Regions from separate parts of the Homo sapiens genome. Here regions 1 and 2 are each linked to region 3. A link is a contact called in ENCODE Hi-C or POLR2A ChIA-PET data. All regions are on one chromosome and are shown on one strand. Each heading gives the region's core, a stretch centred on a gene start or an enhancer-like site at or near the end of the contact. The rest is flanking DNA. Distances are from core to core; before and after follow the strand shown. Region 1 has its middle 190 kb from the start of CSNK1G3. Region 2 has its middle 31 kb from the start of CEP120. Region 3 holds the start of ZNF608 (zinc finger protein 608).

Region 1 (3,771 bases), core at 639-3,138, 1.0 Mb after region 3:
CCATACCTTCATATAAGAATGAAATAATGCCCTTAACATCTGTGGGAAATCCAAATCAGCCCAGACATGTATGCTTCTTAAATTCACATTCATTTCTAATCTTGTTCTTGTCCCTTTCCTCCCCTTCTCTTGTTATGAATTCCTTTATGGCCAATATGTCTGAATGCAGGGGCTCTTTTACCAACTGGAAATCTGTACCTCGTAATGGACTATAGCTTAGAAAACAGAAGCCATCCTGTAAGTGGTAGTGGATAGCCCTCATGAGAGAACCTGGAAGATATTCCTATGAAAAGTGTAAGGTACTCTTACCTAATTTGGTTGTTTATCAAACTCTTGGCTATATTTGGCTTTCAGCTGTAATACAAATTGTGAATGCAGGGAAGGTAAAATATCATTTAAGAACTAATCCTCAGAATATTCATGTAATAGCCCAGAGTATATCAGTATCTTGAGTGGAAAAACCAAGGCTCCAAGCAAAAATTTCTTATCCAAGTCACATTAAATCCATTATCATACTGAAAACTGAACTCATGCATTCATGCATATACTAAGTAGGTCTGTGTCCACTTGGAGATTAATAGATACTCTGAATTTTGATTACACATTACTCAGTCTGCTCTTCTAGCCCACAATCTCTAACACTTCATTTCACTCTATGCCTTAGAAATGTATTCCATTGAGAATTTCTAGGCATGTGCATGATGCCAAGAAGTCAGAATGAGTATGGGTCAACCCCTAAATTGGAGATTCTTAAGTAAAACAGGCAAAAAGTAATGTATAAACTGACCAAAAATAATCACATCCCCTTGAAACCAAGTATTTACTTTAAAAGATTAGGGCAATTTTTCTGCTTCCTGAATTGTTGGGATTATAACTCCAATTCTTCACTTACTTGGACTTTGCCAGATTTGGCTTCAAATCATGTGGCACTGATGTAAAACACACCCAGAGACCTACCATGAAGTTCAAGCACCAGGAAAGCAGCACCACAAGGAACAAGCAAAAAGTAGCAAAACAGAAAAGTTAACCACTCCCAGGATTTCTAGAACACAAAATCCGTAAGAGGCGAAACCAGCGAATCTCTCCTACATGGGAAAACTTTGTCTTATGGGGAATTTTCAGGCACAAAAATAACCCATGTGACAAATAAAGATGATAGAAACAGGTAGCAAAATCCTACAACGGGCAAGAATGCATCTGGTGTCATCTGTGACACCAAATTTCAGATTCTCTCTCACGTAGAAAAAGAGTGGGCTTCAGCCACAGGGTGGAGGGACTGCCCATTGAAAACTACATATGGTACCTCTAAAATGGTATACTGTCCCCACTGTTTTTTTAGAACAACTAGACCTGAAAATCTGTTCTGAATGGAATAATCCCCTTAAGATCTGTGTTTGGTTCCTCCCTTACTGAACAGCATCATCTCTCCGCTCTCCTTTCTACAATGTAGTGATGAATAAACTAAGTGCAAGAAAACCGCACTAATATGAGTGGAATCAAATAGATCAGGCAGGCACAATGGCTATGTTTCAGGAGGCTGGATAATTCAGGATTAAAATATGTGCCTCTGTATGCCAAGATGCAATGAGCATCCCAGCCATTTCATTCAGCAAATCAAATAGTCTCTCTTTCTCAAAGACGACCATGTTGTGGAGCAAATACATTTAGGACCAGTGTTACCGGAAGCAAAAGAATGTTTTTCCTAAGTGCCAGAAAACAGGCGATTTAGACATAAGCAAACAGCCCAAAGAACCTGCCTGACTCTTCCCTGGCAGAGGAGAGCCACAAATAAGGCAATAACATTTCAGTTTCATGAGTCAGATGCTAGAGAATGAAAAGATTTCCTCTTTCTGCTGTGGGTCATTGTGGGGATGACTTCAAGAGATATCACCATGGAGTTCACACAGCACAACAAGCACAACAATGGAAACTTGGAATGGCAGCATTGCCTGCTCTCTAACGTGCCAAATCCCTTATGTTAGCTCTTATACACATGCTATTTGCTTAGAGTATTATTTTTTTCCTCCTCATCTCTGCAATTTTGATAATAGTTTCTTTCCCATAAGTTTCTTATCTGACTGCAGAATCTAGTGGCCTTATAAGAATAATTGAAGAAACGTAAAGCCTCTCATTACCAACCAGAGAGCCTTAAATACATGTACCATAAATGTTTGTGGAATCAAACTTTGCTTAATCAACATCTGTTTGAGGCAAATAAATGTAAAAGTTATTCATTAGGGTCCAGGTCATCTCCACTATTTGAATTTGGGTAAGATTTGCTCCTGCTGTAGTCCAAAGGAGAAGTTATATTCATGAATATTTAATTAGTGCCACCTTTTAGAAAAAAAAAAAAAAACTAAAAGGAGAGCAAATAGCAGCTGCTTTCTAAAACCTTACTCTTTCTTGCATCCTCAACCTCCAATAAGAATTCTATCCAACCATGCTGCATATACAGATGTTTTAACTTTCCTCCCTGTGGCAACAATTGTAGAGTTTGTCTTACAACTCCAGCCCAACTCTTTTGGAATATACTCCACTGACAATTAGGGCAGGAAAGCTTAGGGCTCCCAGGCACTGGCATAGCTTGGGCTCCTTCCATGACCCAGTCTCTACCAAGTAGACACACCCACATGTGATTTGGAAGGCCAGAGGCAGAGCCTCGGCTTGTGCTGCTTCTTTCTGTTGATGAGCACAGCCATGGAAGATATTAATTTCTCTGTTGCAGTAATAATCAAGGACCCAGGGTCGAGTCCTTAGTATGGTGCCACACTGGACCCAGTAAGCCTTTCCTGGGGCCAGAAGAGGAGGACTGAGCAGAAGGCAAGAGAGAAAATATCCAGACTCAAGGTTCCTGACTCACAGCTCAGAAGGAAAAATAAAAACTTGTGGAGGGAGAGACAGCCAGATAGCTGAGGCCTGAATTGCTAAATAGTAAGGCTAGTGCCCTTCTCTCCTAACCTAGGCAGACAGCAACCCTTTTAGAAAAGTCTCACATCTGTGGATATGAACAGACACTTCTCAAAAGAAAACATTTATGCGGCCCAGAAACACAAGAAAAAAGGCTCACATCATCACTGGTCATTAGAGAAATGCAAATCACAACCACAATGAGATACCATCTCACACCAGTTGGAATAGTGATTATTAAAAAGTCAGGAAACAACAGATGCTGGTGAGGATATGGAGAAATAGGAATGCTTTTACACTGTTGGTGGGAGTGTAAATTAGTTCAACCATTGTGGAAGATAGTGTGGCAATTCCTCAAGGACCTAGAACCAGAAATACCATTTGACCCAGCAGTCCCATTACTGGGTATATACCCAAAGGATTATAAATCATTCTACTATAAAGACACTTGCACACGTATGTTTATTGCAGCACTATTTACAATATCAAAGACTTGGAACCAACCCAAATGCCCATCAATGATGGACTGGATAAAGAAAATATGGCACATATACACTGTGGAATACTATGCAGCCATAAAAAAGGAATGATATCATGTCCTTTGAAGGGATATGGGTGAAGCTGGAAGCCATCATTCTCAGCAAACTGACACAGGAACAGAAAACCAAACACTGCATGTTCTCACTCATAAGTGGGAGATGAACAGTGAGAACACGTGGACACAGGAAGGGGAATATCACACACCGGGGCCTGTCAGGGAGGTGAGGGCAGGGGGAGGGAGACCATTAGGACAAATGCCTAATGCATGCAGGGCTTAAAGCCTAGATGATGGGTTGATGGATGCAGCAAACCACCATGGCACAC
Region 2 (4,143 bases), core at 843-3,342, 1.3 Mb after region 3:
ATAGTAATTCCAAAATATAACACTAATTTACCTAATATAATCATTTTCAAATTTCTCCAATCATCCCAAAAATGTCTTTACAATTTTTAAAATAAGGATTTAATCAAGATTCACAGATGTGCTTGGTTGTTTAGTCTCTGGAAATGAGAGCTTTCTGAGTAAAGAATAAAAGTTTAGAATTATTTGACCTGGGACAAAAGTGCTGAGAATCCCTTAATATTTGATAGACAGTATTGTGAAACCAGGTTTATTTCCTAATTGGAAATGCTTTCTTTCTCTTTAGCCACTAGTTCAGTTGGCAAGTGCTTTGTATTTATGAGTCTTAGGTCAAAGATTCACTCTCCATGTGATTTTCCTCTTACTTTATGGAGAATATCTGTCCACGTGATCATACATTGTACTCCATGCCCTGGGTAAGCACCTGATAAAAAAAAAAAATTGGCCTTTGGTCACAGGCAGGAACTGAATAAGTGTATATAGATTATTAGGTGAAAATCTAGTACACCTTTGGTGGAAAAAAACCCTCAATAAATAATAAGTTATTAATTTGGTGGGACATCTTCAAATACAAAATAACCCATTGGCTTAAGTGCATGCTTGCATCATGGGGTAATTTGCACAGTGCTTCCAGTTGAGTCTGTGACTGGGAACAAAGGATAAGCTGAGATAAATGACAAGCAAAGTTGGACATCACTCTCTCCCATGGCACTTGCCAAATAATCAAAATGTAGAAAATATTAAGTACAAATATCTGAGCCTATTTTCTAGGAATAATATTTGTCCTCCTTTCACTTCCCTTTCCCTCTCCCCATCCTTCCTCTTTAATTGAAATGCCAATAGGAATTTGACAGTGATGGACACCCTAGTGGCCTCATAATGAAGTTTGCAGATCGGGTGCAATATCTCCACTTCTAGTTGCACAAGACTGAAAAATGGTTATAATTATCCTTCTTTGCATATGTTCAAGCACAGTATGGTATTGCAGGGTGCTGTCTCTTAAAATTGTGAAACTGCAAGTCATGGTGTTTTCAGAAGACTCGGTGAATATTGGTTTATACCTTTTAGTTCCTAACTACTTGAAGCTTCCCTGTGAGCTGTATCAGAGAGGATGGATAACCAAAACAGAAACATTTGAACTCTCTGAATAACTGGGGTAATTCCTTTATGAGCTTTCTTTTTCCTTTTAAAATTTGAAAATAATATATACCATCCTATATCACACACTCTGGTTTTATGTTAAAACAAGCAACCTGATTTTTCAATGCATATTAAATATAAATATTTGCAAAGGAATATTAGTGATAATGATGATGGGGCAGTCGTGATGGTTTTGGAAAGTTTGTATGTGAACAATAGACCTTTCCATTTATATATATATATATATATATATATATCACTTTCTGGTTTCAGGCTGCTACTGCTATTTATAGTCTACCCTTGATGGTAAGCAGATGTCTCTACTCTTAATCTCTTTCCGTAGCCTTTGTTTCAGGCAAGCTGGCTCATTTCTAATTGTTCCACACTGGGCTAATCCATCCCTTTTGCTTACAATATGCTTGAATGGCACATGGTTAGATGCTGCTACAACGCAGATATTAGGGAATCCCTACATAGTGCATTCTGTGAACATTCCCTGCTCATTGGCATTACATAAAAATGCCCATTATTGAAATGCAGAGATAAATAGGGTTCCAGAACCAAGTGACTACTAGTGCTTCAGGACCTTACTATTTTCTATTAAAGTTGATTCAGAGATAAAGCTCACAAAACTGGAAACACCACCAGATGGGACATCAACTGGAGGTTAGATGTACTTCAGGATATATTAGCAACTGTAATCACAAATTGTTCAGCTATATATTCATAGTAGAAAAGATTATTAGTGGATCAGGGATTCCTAATCATCAGAGTGTGTGGCAGATTAATGTGAAGAGAAGGTTTACAGCCAGGCTTCAGATTATTGTGTACAGCCTGCAGCCAACTGTATCTCTACTATGCCTGTAGTAACAGTGGGTATACATACTTGTGCATATAAACATGACTCATCAGAAATGTCCTGCAGAAAAAAAAAAAATAGTTCGCCATTCCTCACTACTTGTAAACCTACATTTTTCCCTTAGAGTTTCATGTAGATTAATTTCCTTTTCTGTCTACCATTCTAACTCTCAAAGAAAAAGCCTTCTAGGAAATATAAATCAGTGGGTTGCCTCAACTGACATAACACTGAATTGAGAACTTTATCAATAGTTGATATTATGGAGACATTTAGTACTTTTGAGGGAAAGTTGTTTAAGGAAGTAGATACCCATGGGACTATCTTACTAGCACTGCATGCATTTCAGGCTTTTACTGTGCTCAATCAGTAATGTGTTAAAATCACAAAAGCATATGGAAAGCTTTACTTTGTTTAGGAAATATGTTTACTGAATACAGTGCAGGCATATACAGTTGCCCAAAAGGGAAAACTAAGAGGAGATTCTGTTTGCTGATTGCTTAAAGGGGGTTTCAGGATTTTATTAGCATCTTTATGTAACCAGGAAAGGGGAATCAGAGTCCTGGACTGAGCCTAAAGTAAGATTTAAGCCCATTCAAACATGTCTGAGGAACTTTTAAGCAGGACTTTCATGAGTCCATTTGCCAGAGAGTTGCTCTTTGAAAAACGGGAGAGGTAGGGAGGTTTTGTGCCTCAGGTATCCCTGTTTCATAGCCAGGGCCCCAAGCGTGAAGTTTAAAGAGAAAGGCGTAGTAGGCATGAAGCATCGAAGCAAATTCCCTAAAGCACTCAAGGGAGTAGAATGTGGCATCAAGAGGCAGGAGGCTAAGTATTCCCTTCCCTTCTGGGTGGAAAAGACCTTGGCTTTGGTACAGTAAGACTCCTGGAAATCCAATGTTGGGAGCATCTAGGGGAGGCACCCTGGTGTGGCTAGACATTAGCCTTGTCACAGGACCAGCAGCAGGGGAGGTAAAACGTACCCTCAGGTAGCTTAGGCAGGATCTGAGTTTTTGTAAGCCCATGAAAACCTTAAATGGGGAATCCAGACATATATTGGTAAGACTTTAAGTGGGGCAGAATTCCTGAAATCACAGGCAGGGGAATGAACCAGTGTTCTCCCCTCAATATTAGCCTATGTGCAATAATGACCACAGACAACATTTCTTCTGAGCATCTTACAAGTCCTAAATCATCGCCTTTCTAAGTTGGATACTATTATTATCTTAAGGGTTTTTTTTTAGATGATAAAACTGAGACGCAGAAAAGTTAAATGACTTACCTAAGGTGACACAGTAATAAATATAGAGCCCAAAATCAGACCCACCCAGACAATCTGACCCCAGACTTCTCTCTTTACCCCTTTACTATACTGCCTTGCAGTATTAAACACACTGGTCTGAGATCAATCAGGTTACCTATGTGACTTTCTATTTTCTTTCAGGAACATCGTCCAACCCTTATAAATCTAAGTAAACATTAGAAACTGTTTATATTATGATAAATTAATTAGCATTGAAAGTTTTCTCTTTTTTTTTTTTCCCAAGACGCAGTCTCGCTCTGTTGCCTAGGCTAGAGTGCAGTGGTACCATCTCGGCTTACTGCAACCTCTACCTTCCGGGTTCAAGCGATTCTCTTGCCTCAGCCTCCCAAGTAGCTGGTAATAAAGGAGCCTGCCACCACGCCTGGCTAATTTTTTGTGTGTTTTTAGTAGAGATGGGGTTTCTCCATGTTGGCCAGGCTGGTTTCAAACTCCTGACCTCAAGTGATCTGCCCGCCTTGGCCTACCAAAGTGTTGGGATTATAGGCAAGAGCCACCACGCCTATGCATTGCCTAGCCAAAAGTTGTCTAAGTATCATTGGATTTGCAGGAAAAATGGCACTTTAGAATTATTTATTAATTTGACAACTGTATCTAAACACTCATGAATAGCTGTCAAATTAGTGAAGGTAAAAAATGCAAAAAGAGTAGTTGAGGAAGCTTGGTATATGGAATGGACATGGAATGAGCAAAACCTAGTTCAATTTTGACTCTTTTGGCCACATATTTTACTATACTTACATTAATTTCCTTAATGAGAAGCTCTGAATCTAGTAGATGACAACAAAGGAAAGAGCTCCAAAAACATCGCCGGAAACATGCAGGGTTCATA
Region 3 (4,263 bases), core at 636-3,135:
GTTGCGTGGTGTGTCTCTATATAGCACTTAGCGGGGACTTCATGCAGGGGAATGTGCGAGTTTTATGCATAGAAATGAGGAACTAGTTACAGGGTTTGGCTTTTGCATTTAGAACAACAACCCAAGAAGGGTGAATTTTATTCAGTGGAGGGTGAAGCATTTGTAACTTCACACAAATTAAGCTTGACTGGGCACTCGGGGTAACTTAGAGGAAATTAGCTTTTGGGCTCTAACCCAAAGGAGAATAAAAGTGACACAGTTGCATATCCTGGTCTGCAGTGTCAATTCTCTAGCTCACCTTACTCCCTCCCTCTTCTGTCCTAGCTGGGCAGACCCCCCTCCCAAAGCGATCCAGGAAAATGGGGGCAAGGGCAGAACAAGCCGATTTCTGTCTCCTGTCAGATCCCAGTGCCCGATAATTTAATATTAAACAAGGGAATAGTCACTCATTACATGTAATGGTTATAATTACCATTCGCCATCTCCTTAAAAAAGCAAGCAACAAAAATACCATTAAGAGAAAAAATAAAAGCCCCACCCAACCCAAACAAACCCACAAATAGTAACAATGGTGTATTTATTACAGGACCAGGCTGGGGAGCAAGCAAAAGGTTTTTCTTTGTTTAATACATGAAGTGGGGGTCCCTAAAATCCAAGTAGCTCGGAGATACCCTTCTCCCTCCCCCAGGCGTCCCCGTCCCTGGCCCCTTGGGAAAGCCGACAAATTGGAGATAAGTTGAGGAAAGGTTTATAAAGTGTTTCTTTAAAACATCTGCTTTGCTCTTGTGCTCATTACATTTCGCTCCTTCCGAACTTCGGAGATCCTAGATCTCCGAGAAATGTTTCACATTCATAACTTGTAGCTTCGCCCACTGCGGGGGGGCGGGGGGAGGAGGTTGGGGGAGTGTGTGCAGGGGGAGGGGAGAGACTTTCAGCTTTTTTTTTTTTAAAGACCAGATCAGTATTTTCTTGATACGCTTGTCACCATTTTTGTTCTCACGACAACCAATTGAGCCCTTGATCCTCACGTGATGTGAAAGGCTTGCACTGTAACAAAATCGCTCCTTTTAGATGGTTGGTTGTTACTAACTCGCCCATCCCCCTCTCCCAGCCCCGACATTTCCAGCAAAGCGACTCTCCACTTCCAATCCATCAACAATTCATTACTGCTTTTAGCTTCCAAACGCCAGCTAATTAAAAATACTAAGCCAAGCTCCGGGGCCATCTGACTAAACACAGGAGGGGCTGGGCGAAGGGAGAGGAGAGAAAAAATAAATAAAAGGGAGACACACCGTTTGCTGCGAGTATAAGAGGGAAAAACTCCCGAAAAGGGTCGCCTTAAAAAAAAAAAAAAAGAAAACAAAAACCTTATTTTGACTCTAATTATCGAATTACCACATGACTGGCTGACCTGAGCGACAGAGGATTCCACTCCCCTCGGGAGCTATACTAGGAACTCAGTTCCTTTTTCTTAAAACAACATAAGACAGGAAAACATCACATCCTTTAGGTTTCGAAGACTGAGCCCATTTTAAACGCCGTTATTTTCCCCACCCCACCGCCCCAAGCCCCCCGCCCCCCGCCCCGAGCGAATGCTGTTATAACTGGTTTATCAGCTCACTGAATCATCTGCTGTCTCCTCCTCCACACCTTTCTTTTTCTCCTCTTGCCCAGTTTCTCATCCCACCCTTTCTTCTCCTCCTCCTCCCTCTACTCCCCCCCTCCTTTTCTCTTAAGTTAGTTCAAGAAATCAAATCTGTCAGGACGGGCGGAAAAATGCCACTTCCCGACTAACAGGCGGAATCCAGCCCAGATTTTCAGTCCTTTCTTCTTATTCTTTCTTCCCTTTCACTAATTTATCCCGATGTTAGCACATTCTGTCTCGTTACTAGCGGACGCCTGTAGGTTTGCTACATGGGATCATTACTGATCACGGTGACTCTGAAGTCTGGAACTGAAGGCGGAATGAGAAGTTGGGAAAACTTTTTTCTCTAAACTCTCTGTTTTTTAAAAAACTATTATTCTCGATGCTTGTTAAGAGGAAAAAAAAACCTTTGGTGCTTCTGTTGTGAATGTGAAACATTATTTTCCAGCTGTACAGTGACACATTTTTTTTAAGGAGAAAAGGACTGATTCGTTTGCCAAAAGGGGGGTGGGGAGGTGGAATAATGTTATCGAGTGATTATTCTGGCTGAGATGTGTTATTTGGTTTCTTCCTTCTTGATCATTTGGTGTTTAAGTAAAATGAGGCACAGGCTTGTTTGCCGAGTGGAGTGGGAAAGGCATTTTGATTTGCTGGCCTAATTAAAAAATGATAAAGGATTAAAAGGTAAGCAATGTCTGTGTGTGTGTATGTGTGTGTGTATGTATATTTATTTATTTTTTTCTTGACAATCAACTGTTAAAAAGGGGCTGATCCCTTTAAAAACCGTTTTAACTGCTCTTTGTCAAACACACTCATTTGCGGTCATTGAGGCCACCTTGGCGCAGATCACTTAAAGTGTATGTCTTAATCAGTTTTCTGTACAGTCAGTAGCACCGTATTTAAGAGAGTGAGCAATTCTCTGACCTAGGAATATGGTAGAATTGTTTAAATGTATTTTTTTCTCAAAAGGCAGGTATTTAACTTTTTATATAACACTGTCTTTTCTAGAGAGAAATGCTCTTAAAAGACATGCATATTTCAAAAAAGAAATTGTAGAAGCTGTTTGGGAAAAGAGGATAGGAGGGAGGTATGTGTGTGTGTTGGGGGCAGTTATTGGTTGTTTTTTCTGTTCCTTACTAGGAACAAAAAACAGATTGCCCAGACAATTTGTAAAAAGAAGTACTGAAACCTAAATTAGAAATAAGGAAAATTTAGCAACATTCTATTCTGAAAACTAGCCTCAGAACTTCCAGGGTCTGGTCTTCTAAATTGCAAGATCTAGGACATGTTTAGGGATGTTTAAAGCTGTGTTCTTCCTTCTTGTCTGAGTGTTCAGGCTGTGTTTCTGGGGTTGAGATATCACATGTGCCAGACTGAAATCCTAAACTTTAAAAAAGAACACAAAAACCTTTCTGGACTTGAATCAGATCCTTAAGATAATTTAATGCTTTTAAAAAGGTGATTATCCTTGTGTTGTTGATAAAGGGATTTTCTTTTTAGCTACCGTAAGATGCTTACTGTCATAGGTTTATTTTTCGGGTTTGGTTATTTTCCTTTAAACCTGATATTGGACTGTGAGGACAATACATGAGCCACCTTACTCTCCATCCTTCCCTGTCCCCTTTACTGATTCCCCAATACTAATCGTTTTTTATTCTGGTAACACCCAGACAAGAAATATTCGACTTTTCCCCCCCCCTTCACAGGAAAAGGTGGACCTGGACTGAGGGTGTAAAATCCCTGGACACATTCGTGGGGCAGGAAAAAGAAGAGGAAGATTAGAAGATTTTTTTTTTCTTTGAGAGAAAGCCCAGCGGAGATAAACGAATGTCCCCTCATCTCCAAAGAAAAGTTCATCGGATTTTTATTCTAGAGAGCTCATCTTCAGGATGTCAGTGAACATTTCTACTGCAGGAAAAGGTGTGGATCCAAATACAGTTGATACTTATGACAGTGGCGATGATTGGGAAATCGGGGTTGGAAATTTAATAATTGATTTGGACGCTGATTTGGAGAAGGACAGACAGAAATTTGAGATGAATAATTCCACCACCACCACTAGTAGCAGCAACTCCAAGGATTGTGGAGGTCCGGCCTCCAGTGGGGCTGGTGCTACCGCAGCCTTAGCTGATGGCCTAAAATTTGCTTCTGTTCAGGCCTCTGCTCCCCAGGGGAATTCACACAAAGAGACCAGCAAATCAAAAGTGAAAAGGAGTAAAACTTCTAAGGATGCTAATAAATCTCTGCCTTCTGCTGCCTTGTATGGGATTCCCGAGATCAGCAGCACTGGCAAGAGGCAGGAAGTCCAAGGGCGCCCTGGAGAGGCAACTGGCATGAATTCAGCGCTGGGTCAAAGTGTGAGCAGCGGCGGCAGCGGCAACCCAAACAGCAATAGTACCAGCACCAGCACCTCTGCCGCCACCGCGGGGGCAGGCTCCTGTGGGAAAAGCAAAGAGGAGAAGCCAGGTAAAAGCCAGAGCAGCCGAGGCGCCAAGCGGGATAAGGATGCGGGGAAATCCAGGAAGGACAAGCACGACCTGCTTCAGGGCCACCAGAATGGCAGTGGCAGCCAGGCCCCTTCCGGGGGGCACCTCTATGGCTTTGGGGCCAAGAGCAAT

What was found. A loop is a pair of places that touch in the nucleus more often than their neighbours do. ChIA-PET counts read pairs that join two places held with the same protein, here RNA polymerase II (POLR2A). Pooled maps may share reads with other maps.
Region 1: a map of endothelial cell of umbilical vein shows a loop between it and region 3 (12-fold over the local background). The contact joins the enhancer-like site here to the promoter of ZNF608 in region 3. A Hi-C loop is called at or near these places in 3 of 168 maps with a recorded cell type or tissue (endometrial microvascular endothelial cells, endothelial cell of umbilical vein and sigmoid colon) and 6 of 50 pooled maps. POLR2A ChIA-PET finds 5 or more read pairs at or near these places in 1 of 52 experiments (activated CD8-positive, alpha-beta T cell).
Region 2: a loop to region 3 is called in a map with no recorded cell type, with 2.8 times the contacts of the local background. The contact joins the enhancer-like site here to the promoter of ZNF608 in region 3. A Hi-C loop is called at or near these places in 1 of 37 single-sample maps with no recorded cell type and 2 of 50 pooled maps. POLR2A ChIA-PET finds 5 or more read pairs at or near these places in 1 of 52 experiments (WTC11).

Annotation. Positions count from the first base shown.
Region 1 is chr5:123,698,873-123,702,643 of GRCh38, reverse strand. No RefSeq gene overlaps it. Among named protein-coding and RNA genes, the nearest start is that of CSNK1G3, 190 kb to the right of the region's middle. Within about 2 kb of position 1,888, at least 5 of the 41 ENCODE cell types and tissues checked have a DNase peak (open chromatin) inside an H3K27ac peak, as active enhancers do; they include endothelial cell of umbilical vein, where a contact is called at or near this core.
Region 2 is chr5:123,452,625-123,456,767 of GRCh38, reverse strand. No RefSeq gene overlaps it. Among named protein-coding and RNA genes, the nearest start is that of CEP120, 31 kb to the right of the region's middle. Within about 2 kb of position 2,092, at least 3 of the 41 ENCODE cell types and tissues checked have a DNase peak (open chromatin) inside an H3K27ac peak, as active enhancers do.
Region 3 is chr5:124,744,261-124,748,523 of GRCh38, reverse strand. ZNF608 (zinc finger protein 608) reads left to right here and starts at 1,885. Exons shown (of 10, transcript NM_020747.3): 1 at 1,885-2,329; 2 at 3,352-4,263. The coding sequence starts at 3,535. RefSeq lists enhancers at 1-645, 773-952, 646-1,644, 3,684-3,753, 3,593-4,263.